2 separate regions of the Mus musculus genome follow, and region 2 is linked to region 1. The links are chromatin loops, found by intact Hi-C in ENCODE. Cell type or tissue: heart. All regions are shown on one strand. Links, peaks and the distances in the headings refer to the core of each region. The heading gives the core; the rest is flanking DNA.

Region 1 (5,385 bases), core at 295-5,294:
CTCCTCCTCCTCCTCCTCCTCCTCCTTCTTCTTCTCCTTTTTTTCTTTTTTTGTTTTGTGACAGAGTTTCTCTGTGTATCCCTGGTTCTTTTTTTTTTTTTAAAGATTTATTTATATGTGAGTATACTGTAGGTGTCTTCAGACACACCAGAAGAGGGCATCAGATCCCATTACAGATGGTTGTGAGCCACCATGTGGTTGTTGGGAATTGAACTCAGAATCTCTGGAGAGCAGTCAATGCTCTTAACCATTGAGCCATCTCTGCAGCCCACTCAGCTGTTAAAGGCTAGGCTCACATCCAAAATATAAGAGATTTCAACCTTCTTAATGCTGTGATACTCTACGCAGTTCCTCATGTTGTGGTGACCTCAACCATAAAATTATTTCATTGCTACTTCATAACTGTAATTTTGCTGCTGTTATGAGTCAAATGTAAATGCTGATATGCAGGATGTCTGATAATGTGAACCCCGTGAAAGGATCATTTGATCCTCAAAGGTGTCACAACCCCAGGTTAGGAATTGCTGATTTAGATGATATTGACCATTTGCAAAAATGCTTTTAAATGGGTCTCACCAATTAATTTCTCTTTAATGTAAGTTCAGTGAGAAGAGGACCTTGTTTCTCCATGTTTATATTATAGTAGGTACTGCGTAAGTAAATACTTTTTTGAATGGGTTGATGGATGGATGGGTGGATAGATGGAGAGATGACTGAATGAAGTTGGTGTACTGAGTGAGGTTAGATGAATGAGGTTAGTTATTCATAACTTGACAGTACTCATCTGACAGCAAATGAAGTTTACTGTTTGTATTTTAATATACTTAGCTCTCTTGTCTTCTCAGCTTGACCGAGCCTACTTGAGACCAGAAGCTCTGTCTTTTTACCTTTGGATGTTATTAGTTGCAGAAAGGGCTTGGAGTTTACCTACTACCCTACAGTGGACCAACCACTGAAGGTCTTTAAATCCCTGGTCACTACTCTGGTTAAATACTGGCTGAGTATATGGAACCTGCAGCCTTTGATGGAAAGTGTGAAGGAAGAGCATCATCACCAGAATTGAGTGACAGCTTGTTAGTATTTTCTGTTTTCTTTTCTTGGTGATTTGGAGATGTCTAGCTTCTTGGCAAAGTTGATTTCTAAGACAAATTTTTATTAGGCTTATGGGTATACAGGAGAAAGATGAAATAATTAAAAATCATCACCCCGCCCACGATTCTCTGGTAGTAAATACCTTGAGGGTTTCTCTTGATAGTCCATTAGCTTGGAATTCCACAGATGCTGCCCTTCGAATGGCAGCCATCCCCAAATCTCCTTCAGTAGCTTTGAGCTCAGTCAGGGTTTGGTTCTATTTCACTACACTGTCTGAGAGGCAATCCTAAGCAAGGCAAGAGAATGCTGGAAGCCTCTCTTCTACATGGTTAATTTTACTGTTAAGCTTATGTTTTAACCAGAGATAGGCACTTTCCTAATTTTAAAAAACAAGAATAATTCCAGCAAAGACAGTAAAATGTAGGAGACTTGAAGTTCACATAGCCAACCTTAAGCTTCACTTTGTCCATAAGAAGTCATGTGAGTGAGCCAGGTCCCTTTGTTGTAAGTCCTAGCCATTTAACTGCCACATGAATCTAATGAAATTGTCAGGTTATAGTAATTACGTCAGTAATCTGATATGTTGTCATTTGAATGGACCATGTGTGTAGAGTCAGTTACTTCTCTCTGTGGGATTAACCCTTTTCACTCATGAAGACCAATTGCAGTCATTAAGCTTTATGGGAAAAGACCTTTTATCATGTTGTCAAGCTAGACAGTGCATTTCTATTATAGTTCTAATTTTGTGTGATTGTGTGTAGCTGCTGATGAACATTTACCTGCTAGGTTTAGGGGACTTCTGACTTAGAGATATTTCTGAGTCTGAGTTACATGTTGTGTGGCACCGCTTACAGATGTCTTCAGTTAAGTGCAGGTAAATAAATGGGACTCTGTATCAGAGGTCAAGAGATTCCTGACTTTCTCTTCAGAGTCAGACTCTGCCAGCCAGTGCAGTAGATTGTGGTCTCCTTGTCATGTTTAGAGAACAGAGGAAGCTGCAGCACAAGTTAACACACACTTGGGCATCTCTTCAAGTATGTCCTTCTGATTCTTCATTTCAGATTCAAGTCCTCTCTCTTAGGAGTTATAATACTTACTGAGAAGCTAGCATCTGTAACATGCAGGACTGTGCTTATCACATTCTTTATATTCTCACAGAGTATCTACCTCTCATGATGAAAGTTGAGCGCAGACGGGTAGATCAGACTAGCTAGGAGCTGAGAACCACATCTCACAATATGAGTCAGGAAAAGCAAGGTGGGAAGGAGACAGAATGACACAGTTGTGAGATGCTCACATTCAAGATTCTCACACGAAGGAAGCGGGTAATTAGAGATAGATTTACTGAACTTGAGAGCAGGGTTTATGAGCCTTACCACTTCACTTGGTTGGGAGGTGCTGTGTGGCTCTGATCACTGTTGGAAAGTTAGCTGCACCTCTTGCTGCTGCCCACTAGATGCCAGTAGCACTCTTCACCATGATAAGCACAGTCCTGTAGATGATGACAGACTGCCAAAAGTTCCAAAGAGGCAAAATTGTTCCCTTGTGAAAATCATTATGAGATGTGTATTATGTGTATTACAGAGAGATAATGTGAATGATCCAATAGTGAAGATAAGATACAGTAGTAGATTGTTTTCAGTTCATTAAAGATTTTAAAAAGTAGAAAAAGTCAAATAAGGTAACTGGAACAAAAATAAAAAACTGTAAGACCAATGGCAAGATGGCCCTCTTAAGTCCAATTATTTATTACATTAAATATAAAAGCCTAAATCAAACTTGGCTGCATGGGAAATTTTATTTTTGCATTGTTTCAAACTTTTTTGAGTATACATAGCTATTGCATTATACTTAAAAATTTCAGAGTTTTGTTCTAGTTAAATTTCAATAGCCATATGTGGCCAGTGGTTATGTTGTTTTACACTGTAGGACTACATACTCCATTTAAAAATTAGAGATTGTCAGACTGGATAAAAGAATAAAAAGCAAGCTCTACACTTAAATATGAAGATACGGATGGCTTACAGGTAAGAGGCTGCAGTAAGTTATTCCCATGAATATTTATCGTAAGAACATTGGATGGGCTGTCTTTAAATCAAACAAAGTAGTCTTTGTCTGATAGAAACTGAAGACAGAAAGATGCTTCATAATGAAACAAAAAATCAAGTGTATTCTAAAATGCAATCATTAAAAATAACACCTTCAAAGTAAAAATAAAAACTAAAAGAAGTGAAGGAGAAGGAGAAATTGTCAAATCAGTGACACTTAAACATTTTAGGACAATTTCTTGATACTTTGAGAGGACATTTAGATGAAGTTAGAGATAATTTAGAAGGCTTGAACAATGTGCTCACAGTTTTACTTAATTGGTGTCTATCAATACTATACTCCTCAGTGACAAAAAGCCACGTTTGAAGTCAAGCAAGTCATAAACTACAGATAGCATGGCTCATTTGTAAAGCATTCCTGCTTTAACTGGCTTCCCAGCTGTTCCTCTTTGTTTTTTTGTTTCTCCCAGTACTAGAGATTGGATTCAGGGCATGGAATAGCCCAGGCAAGTACTCTGCTACTGAACTACATCTCCTTCACTGCCCCCCTTTAAAATTTAAGTTAGCATACAAAGTGATGGGCTTCATTGTGATATTTCAAATCGGTACATTTTCAAGTACACCACGCCAGAGCATATTCTGGAGTATTTTACAAAGTTCACTAAATTGAAGAGGATGGAGAATGTAATTAAATTGGCATCAAGAACCAGCAGAATACAATAGCACTCTAATAACAGCAGTAGAACCTAGTTAAATGTGGGTAAGTTACTCAATGTTGTGCTTCTCCAGGGGAGACAGAGGTCTAGAAAACACCAGAGAAACAGTCTGTTGATATTCATTTGGGAAATGGAAGTTAAAACCAGAGAAAAATCACCATGAACTCATTAAATGAATAGAATCAAACGACAGAGAGAGATTGGCACAATGTAGAGAAATTAGAACTCTCTTATTTTGATGATAGGAAAACAAAATGTAGAGCCGTAGTTCAGTTGTTTTTCAAAATATCATATTTAACGTTATAATTTCAAAACTTCTTTTGATTATGCCTAAGTGAAATAAAAATATGTATCCACATAAATAATCATACATGAATGATTATACCAGCATTATTCATAATAGCCAGAAGCCAGAAAGAATTTTACTTCTGTCAGCTGGTGAATGGTCATTGCAATCAGAAGGAGCAGGGATGATCTTAGAGAGACTGTAATAGATGACATGAGTCAGACGCAGACTCTGCTGTGTTTTCCTCTCTGTGACTTATCAGTATTGAAATTGATATGCTTTAATTAATATTTTAGCATTATTTTATTAATCCTCATAATATTAGCTAACAAGCCATGAATAAAAGCTTTCAAACCATTTTTCAAGATTTTTTGAATGGCGAACTGCTTGGCTTTCTGAAGAGACTTAGGCAAACACTCTGGGAGGACCCAGGGACTTCACTTCTCTTATGTCAGCATAATAGTGTGAGGCAGCTTCCTGTGGTAAGGTATTGCTAACGGCCAGAATTTGGAAAGAGAAGTGGTGGGAGGGAGAGAATTGAAAGAAGCCATGGAGACATGAAGGGAAGGGGCTGAGCTGTTAAGCTGGAGTTTGGATAATTTCCCTAAGTGTGGAGTACCCTGAGGAGCAGATGTGCTGAGAGCTGGCATGAGTTGGAGCGCTGTGGAGATGGCCAGCCAGTGAACTGGTGGGAGCAAAGCTTTACCTGGTTTAGTCTATTACTTAGGCCCAGCTTTATTTGAAGAGGTAAAGCAGGAAGCAGGAGGGACCTAGTGAAAACATAGTTATTTGTAGGTGATGGCCAGCAGTCTGTTGGTGATAATGATAATCAGAAGAGGAAGACAGGGCTGTGGCTTGAACCACTGGGCCAAACCAGAGAGGAGCAGGGTTTTGTTTCTTGTAGCTGTATATGTAAGGAAAGAATCCTATAGTTTCAGATTGTGTCCCATACACTTGACTTGGGAGTGTTATTACTCAAAGGCACCAATTAGAAATCTGGAACAAAAGCACTAGATTGTCCTTTGATAGCTGTTCCCTTCCCTTGCATCTAAGGCCTGTTGGGCAGTTCTGGCTCGGGCAGAGCTGCCAGTAAGGCCCAACAGTTGAACTGAAGACATCCTTTCTTGTCTTGAGTTTGCTGTGGTGAGTACAATGCAAGCATCTTGCATATGTGGCCAGACAGTTCTCCTGAAGCTGATTGGTCAGGAGGTTGACGTTCCTCAGTTAGGTTTTGGGCATCACG
Region 2 (5,385 bases), core at 288-5,287, 490 kb after region 1:
TAGAGTCTACCCTTTCACATAACCCAAGGCAATTGATGAGAATTCTGAGATGCTGACCCACACATCTGTTGAGGCACAGTAGGAGAACTGTTTGTAGCAGAGGTGTACCAGCCATAGAAGGCGTAGAATCTTAGCATGGAGGGAAATTTTAAAGATCTTTTCCAGCTGTGCCTTCCGAGTCTGGTAGAACTTGGAAGGCTCATGGCCAGCCCCATAAACGATGACACTAATTCAGGGTTCCAGAGACTGTGTGACAACCAGAACCTGGTTTTACTTTGGGATTAGACCTTGTCACTCAGGGGTCGTTGGCAGGAGCTTCAAGCCTGTTGCTTCTGCTTCAGCCTGGCCTCAAATATCCAGTGACCCCTGTAGTGGTGACATCTGCTTACCAAGGACAGAGGAACCTTTCTTTGCAGCCTATCAAGCTGGAAACAAGTTTGTCTAGATGCATCTATGTTCACATGGGAACATGTCTCTTTATGCATGAACACAGGTCCGGTTTGCCCAGATGCAGATATGTGCTGGTTAACTTTACTAGTGATGGCCTCAGCCACTGATTTAGCTATGGTAGACTAGCCCAGAGATGTTCAAGCTAAGTGTCTGATACTCAGGCTCCAGTGAGGGCTGGGGAGATTCTCCTATATTGGGGCTTATGTGCATTGGGATGCTGTCTTCATCTGTTGGAATATTTCAGTCACTAAAAAGAATGAGGCAAACTTTCATGAAGGAAAGATGCCCATGGCAACATTCTATTTTATTTTATTACATGAAATATGTTGGCTGTAGGATAAGTGGATGTGTGGTTAATCCCAGTTTGTGTACTGAATACAGAGTGTAGAAAGCAATGTCAAGTGCATCCCAATAGTGACCTTGGAGAGTAGGATACGGCAGTCTGCTTTTTACTTCATACACCTGTTTGTCTCTCTCTCCCTCTCTTGTATCTCTAACATGAATAATTTTTAACTTAACATAATCTCTTATCAATATGGAGGTAACTATTGACTTCATCCAAGATGACTGTCTTAAAGCAAGGGCTCTTATGTGCATGAAGAGTGAACCCAAGAGTTTAGGGGACCTGGCTTTCTTGTAATCGGGTTTTTAGTCTTTGCATGTGTGTTGTACACATCCTACTTAGTGAAGTATCACAGCCTTTGGTGAACTCTTCGAATCCCTTCTTGGGATGATGCTTTAAGTACATAAAAATAAATATGTAGACTTACAAAAGAAGTCAAATACATGGAAATATATTTAACAAAATATTATTTTAAATTATGATGCAGTAACATGAGTTCTTGGTGGGTACACTACAAGACATTATTGAACTGAAGGCCTGATAGCTGTTATAATCTAGAATCAGCAATAAGCAAAAAGTGACATTTTTGAGAACTTTATAAAAATAGAATGTTAAAGAAAACTCTGCCTGCTTTCTGTGGGTGACAGAGTCAGATACAGCAATCCTACGGTGGCACGTCACTTGACTTCATAAGCGAAGGTCGCATCTTCACAGCAGAGTCAAGAGCAGTGAAAACACAGACGGCTTCCCAGTCCAAAGCAGAGACAGCTGGGTGATCTCTCATAATGACAGGTGCTCTTCCATCACTGGGAGGCACTGAACACCACCGAGCCCATGCCCAGTTCTGGTGACTCCATGGTAAAGCGAAAGGCTCAGGGTGGTAAATGTATGTCACCTCACACAGAACTGTGAGCTCCATTGGTGATGACTTGGTTGAGGCTGTCGGAAACAGTCATCTGATCACACTGATTGTAAGTGGAAAGGACTCCGCACATGACTGTGGTGTCTGCAGTGGGCACTAGGAGGAAGAGAGGAAAGAGATTTGAGCATAGCGTTTTATTCCTGAACTAGATGTGCCAATCATTCGTTTTAATGTTCTAGTAACCCTGAAATCATTGTCTTCTAACACTAAAATATAGATCTTGTTCCCAAACAACAATAATAGCACGAGTGTTTAGTCCTTCATAAGATACTGTGTGTGTGTGTGATATATCTATGGTGAATATGTATATATGGGTATATGTGGGATGTGAGATGTGTATGAAATATGTATGTGTGTGATATGTGTATGATGTCTTCGTGGTATATGTTGTATGCACATATGTGTATAATATGTACATGGTGTATATGCACGATGCGTGTAATGTACATGTATGTTATGGTATGTATGTAATGTGTGTGGGAGTATGTGTATATGGTGTATTTGTAATATGTCTGTGGCATGTTTATGTGATATGTGTGTATGTGCCTGGTATGTGTATGTGTTAAGTATATGGTATGTGTGTGTGCATGATATGTGTATATGTGATGTGCATGTGTGTGTGATATGTGGGGTATGTGTATATGATGTGTATGTGTGTTGTTGTGTTTGGTATGTTCATGAATATATACGTGGTAGTGTGTGGTATATGTGGTAAGTGTGTATGATTTATGTATGGTGTGTGTGTACAATATATATGTGTGAGTGTTGTGTATTTAATGTCTGTGTAATGTGTATGTTGTGTGTAGTATGTACATGCATGTATATGTGTGTGGTATGTACACACATATTTATGTGTGTGATGTATGTAGTATGTGTATATGTGTGTGGTGTGTACATGCATGTGTATATGTGTGATGTATATGCAGTGTGTGTGTATGTGTGTGGTGTGTGTGTAATATATGTGTAATGTGTACCTGATATATACATTCTTCTTGTGGTGGTGGTGGTATATGTGGTAGGTGTGTGTAATGTCTGTGTAGTATGCGTGTGTGTATGTGTGTGTGTGTATGATGTGTGTGATATGTGTATAATGTGTGTGGTGTCTGTGTGCTGCCTGTGTGGCATGTGGGTGTGGCATTGGCACCATTGCTGTGGTACTCAGGTTGGCCATGTATTCAGATGGTTGTTCCACTGAATGCACTAGGAAGCTTTACCTCCAGGGTGTTCACGATAAGACGGGGACTGGGAACAGATTGTCCAGAAAGAAAACAAGAATTAGTAAACACAGCCCTACAAATGAGCCATCTGGAGATTTATTTACATAAGAAAAGAGGAGCGCCTTGGTATTTTCATACTGGAGTTTGTTTCTTTTTCAAGTAGCCACAAGGGTGTATTTGTCCTGAGCACACCTTGAGCTTTTTAGTGGAGATCTCTGAAAGCACAAAAAATAAAACTAAGAGCAAGAGTGCCCGCGTTCTTTTGGTTGTTTTTTTGGGGGAAGGGAAGACTGGAGAGATGGAAACAGTCACTCTTTTTTTCCCCTAAAATACGCTTTTTAACTGTTTCGAAATAGCTGCTGTGCCCTCCCACCCTAGTTTTGAAATTGTTTATTATTCCCAAAGTGACAAATGAGAGCTATTTTCCTTCAGCAAGGTCACATTTGGAGACATTCAGCCATGTGCAAGTGCTGGACTGAAGCAATGACTCCCAGGGACCAAAACCTTGACACAATTTGGTTAGCAGTGGGAGCTATGACCTGGTGACCCAGAGGGGCCCCTCCATGGAGATGGGACCAGCTCTGCAGAACCACTTAGCCTCCCCCTCCCCCAGCTTACTTTTCCTCTACCATCCTCAGGAAGTGCACATTTTAATGGTCCTCTCTTCCCAGGAATCGTGACCCCATAACCTCTCCTGCCTGGCTTGATGACTAACCCTCCAGGATCATTTGCCCCCTCGGTGTGAAGAACCCAGGCTGACCATCACACAGGTGTCTGAGCTCAGCCAGGTACCTGAATGTTCTCTGCATCCTGTGTTAGATGACAAGACTGAGACTCTGGCTGTGTTGTTGGCCACACCTGCACAATGATAGCCTGGGTAAAAATAGTCCCTGTTTGTCTGGGCAAGCCCTGCTTGGCTGATAAGATACTAATTAACAAGACAGCCACTTGAACAGAAAAGATAGCTTTCTGCTCCTGGACTGGGCTGGGCTGTAAAGCATCCTACATGTTTGTTCTGGAAATTGTATAGCTTAGGGCAGTGCGTCTTTATAGGGGCAAGATGAGGCAGGGTGGAAAGGCTGAGCAGGTCTGCTGCCCTGGGGCTCCTAGAATCAGAAGCAGCTGCATGAAGGACAAGAAGGGAATTCTGAAGAGAAAAGTTAGCAGGAAGATAATTACCTGATGATAGGACTGTTATGCATTCGTGGATGGTGATGATGGTGATGGTGATGGTGATGATGATGATGGTGTGTGTGTGTGCTTGTGTGTGTGTGTATGTGTGTGTGTGTGTAGGGGGGGTGTTATGAGTGTGTGCATGCATGAACCTAAGTGCAGGCTCAGGTTAACTGGGAACTTGAGACTGCACGCCCCATTTTCTACCTGGGCATCAGGAAGAAGGGCTTCTATGTAAAGGCCCTAAAGCTGTTACTAATCTGAAACACATAGATGATAGAAAAAAAAAGGGTTTTAAAGGCTAGCAGAGTGACTCTGTAAAGTGGTTACTGTGCAACACGAGGACCTGAGTTCAACTCCCAGAACCCACATTAAAAAAAATCAGGTGAGGCAGCGCATGCTTATAATTTCTACACCAGGGACATGGAGACATGTGTGTTCCTAGGGCTCACTGGCCAGCCAGTTCAGCCTATTCATCTAGTTCCTCGCAATGAGAAACCTGTTTCAAAAGACAAGGTGGATGGTTCCTGAGGGATGGCATATAAGGTTGTGGTCCTCTGGCCGCTAAACACATGTATACACACACACACACACACACACACACACACACACACACACACACACACGAGAGAGAGAGAGAGAGAGAGAGAGAGAGAGAGAGAGAGAGAGAGAGAGGGAGGGAGAGAGGGGGGGCGGAGAGAGAGAGAGAGCAAAGAGAGAAACTGAAATGTGTAAGGTTCTGGAAACTGTGCTCTGGATCGGTACCTGACTTGGAGTAAATGTTTCCAAAATATCCTCTGAAGGAATACACAGTGGTCTGACCAACAGATGGACTGGAATTTTAAGAGCAGCCAGTGATTGGTAGGCCTATTGCAAAACAGGAACTCAGTAGGGACCTTTTTATTGTATGAGTGTCCTGAGGCTAAGAGAGAGAAAGTTCAGTAAGACTATACAGCTGGGAGAGAGAGAGAGAGGGAGAGAGAGAGAGGGAAAGAGAGAGAGGGAGAGAGAGAGAGAGGGAGAGAGGGAGAGGGAGAGAGAGAGGGAGAGAGAGAGGAAGAGAGACAGACAGAGACGGAGACAGACAGAGAGACAGAGAGAGACAGAGAAGAGAGAGACAGATAAGAGAGAGACACAGAGAGAGACAGAGAGCGAGCACTCTAATTTATGTGGGCACAGCCCAATTCCAAAGCCCACCTTCTTAGCTGAATTTGATCATATCCAAACAGTGAGTTGCTACAAGATGGGAAGGCTGTTGAAGGGCAGGAGACCTGAGCTTC

Evidence for each region. Hi-C counts contacts between places; a loop is a spot of excess contacts. Peaks named below come from ENCODE experiments on the same cell type or tissue, not always from the same donor. Only the 100,000 strongest peaks of a DNase experiment are listed, where the experiment ranks them.
Region 2: it touches region 1 in a loop (5-fold over the local background); 1 of 42 quality-filtered maps calls a loop at or near these places.

What each region holds. Positions count from the first base shown.
Region 1 is chr7:130,473,325-130,478,709 of GRCm38, reverse strand. The region is part of intron 8 of Ate1 (arginyltransferase 1); the gene reads left to right. Among named protein-coding and RNA genes, the nearest start is that of Ate1, 44 kb to the left of the region's middle. In heart, for the core only: a CTCF peak has its summit at 2,548 (motif pointing right); no DNase peak of the experiment used is centred there.
Region 2 is chr7:129,985,461-129,990,845 of GRCm38, reverse strand. No RefSeq gene overlaps it. Among named protein-coding and RNA genes, the nearest start is that of Gm4265, 26 kb to the right of the region's middle. In heart, for the core only: no CTCF peak of the experiment used is centred there; no DNase peak of the experiment used is centred there; H3K27ac peaks cover 1,696 bases.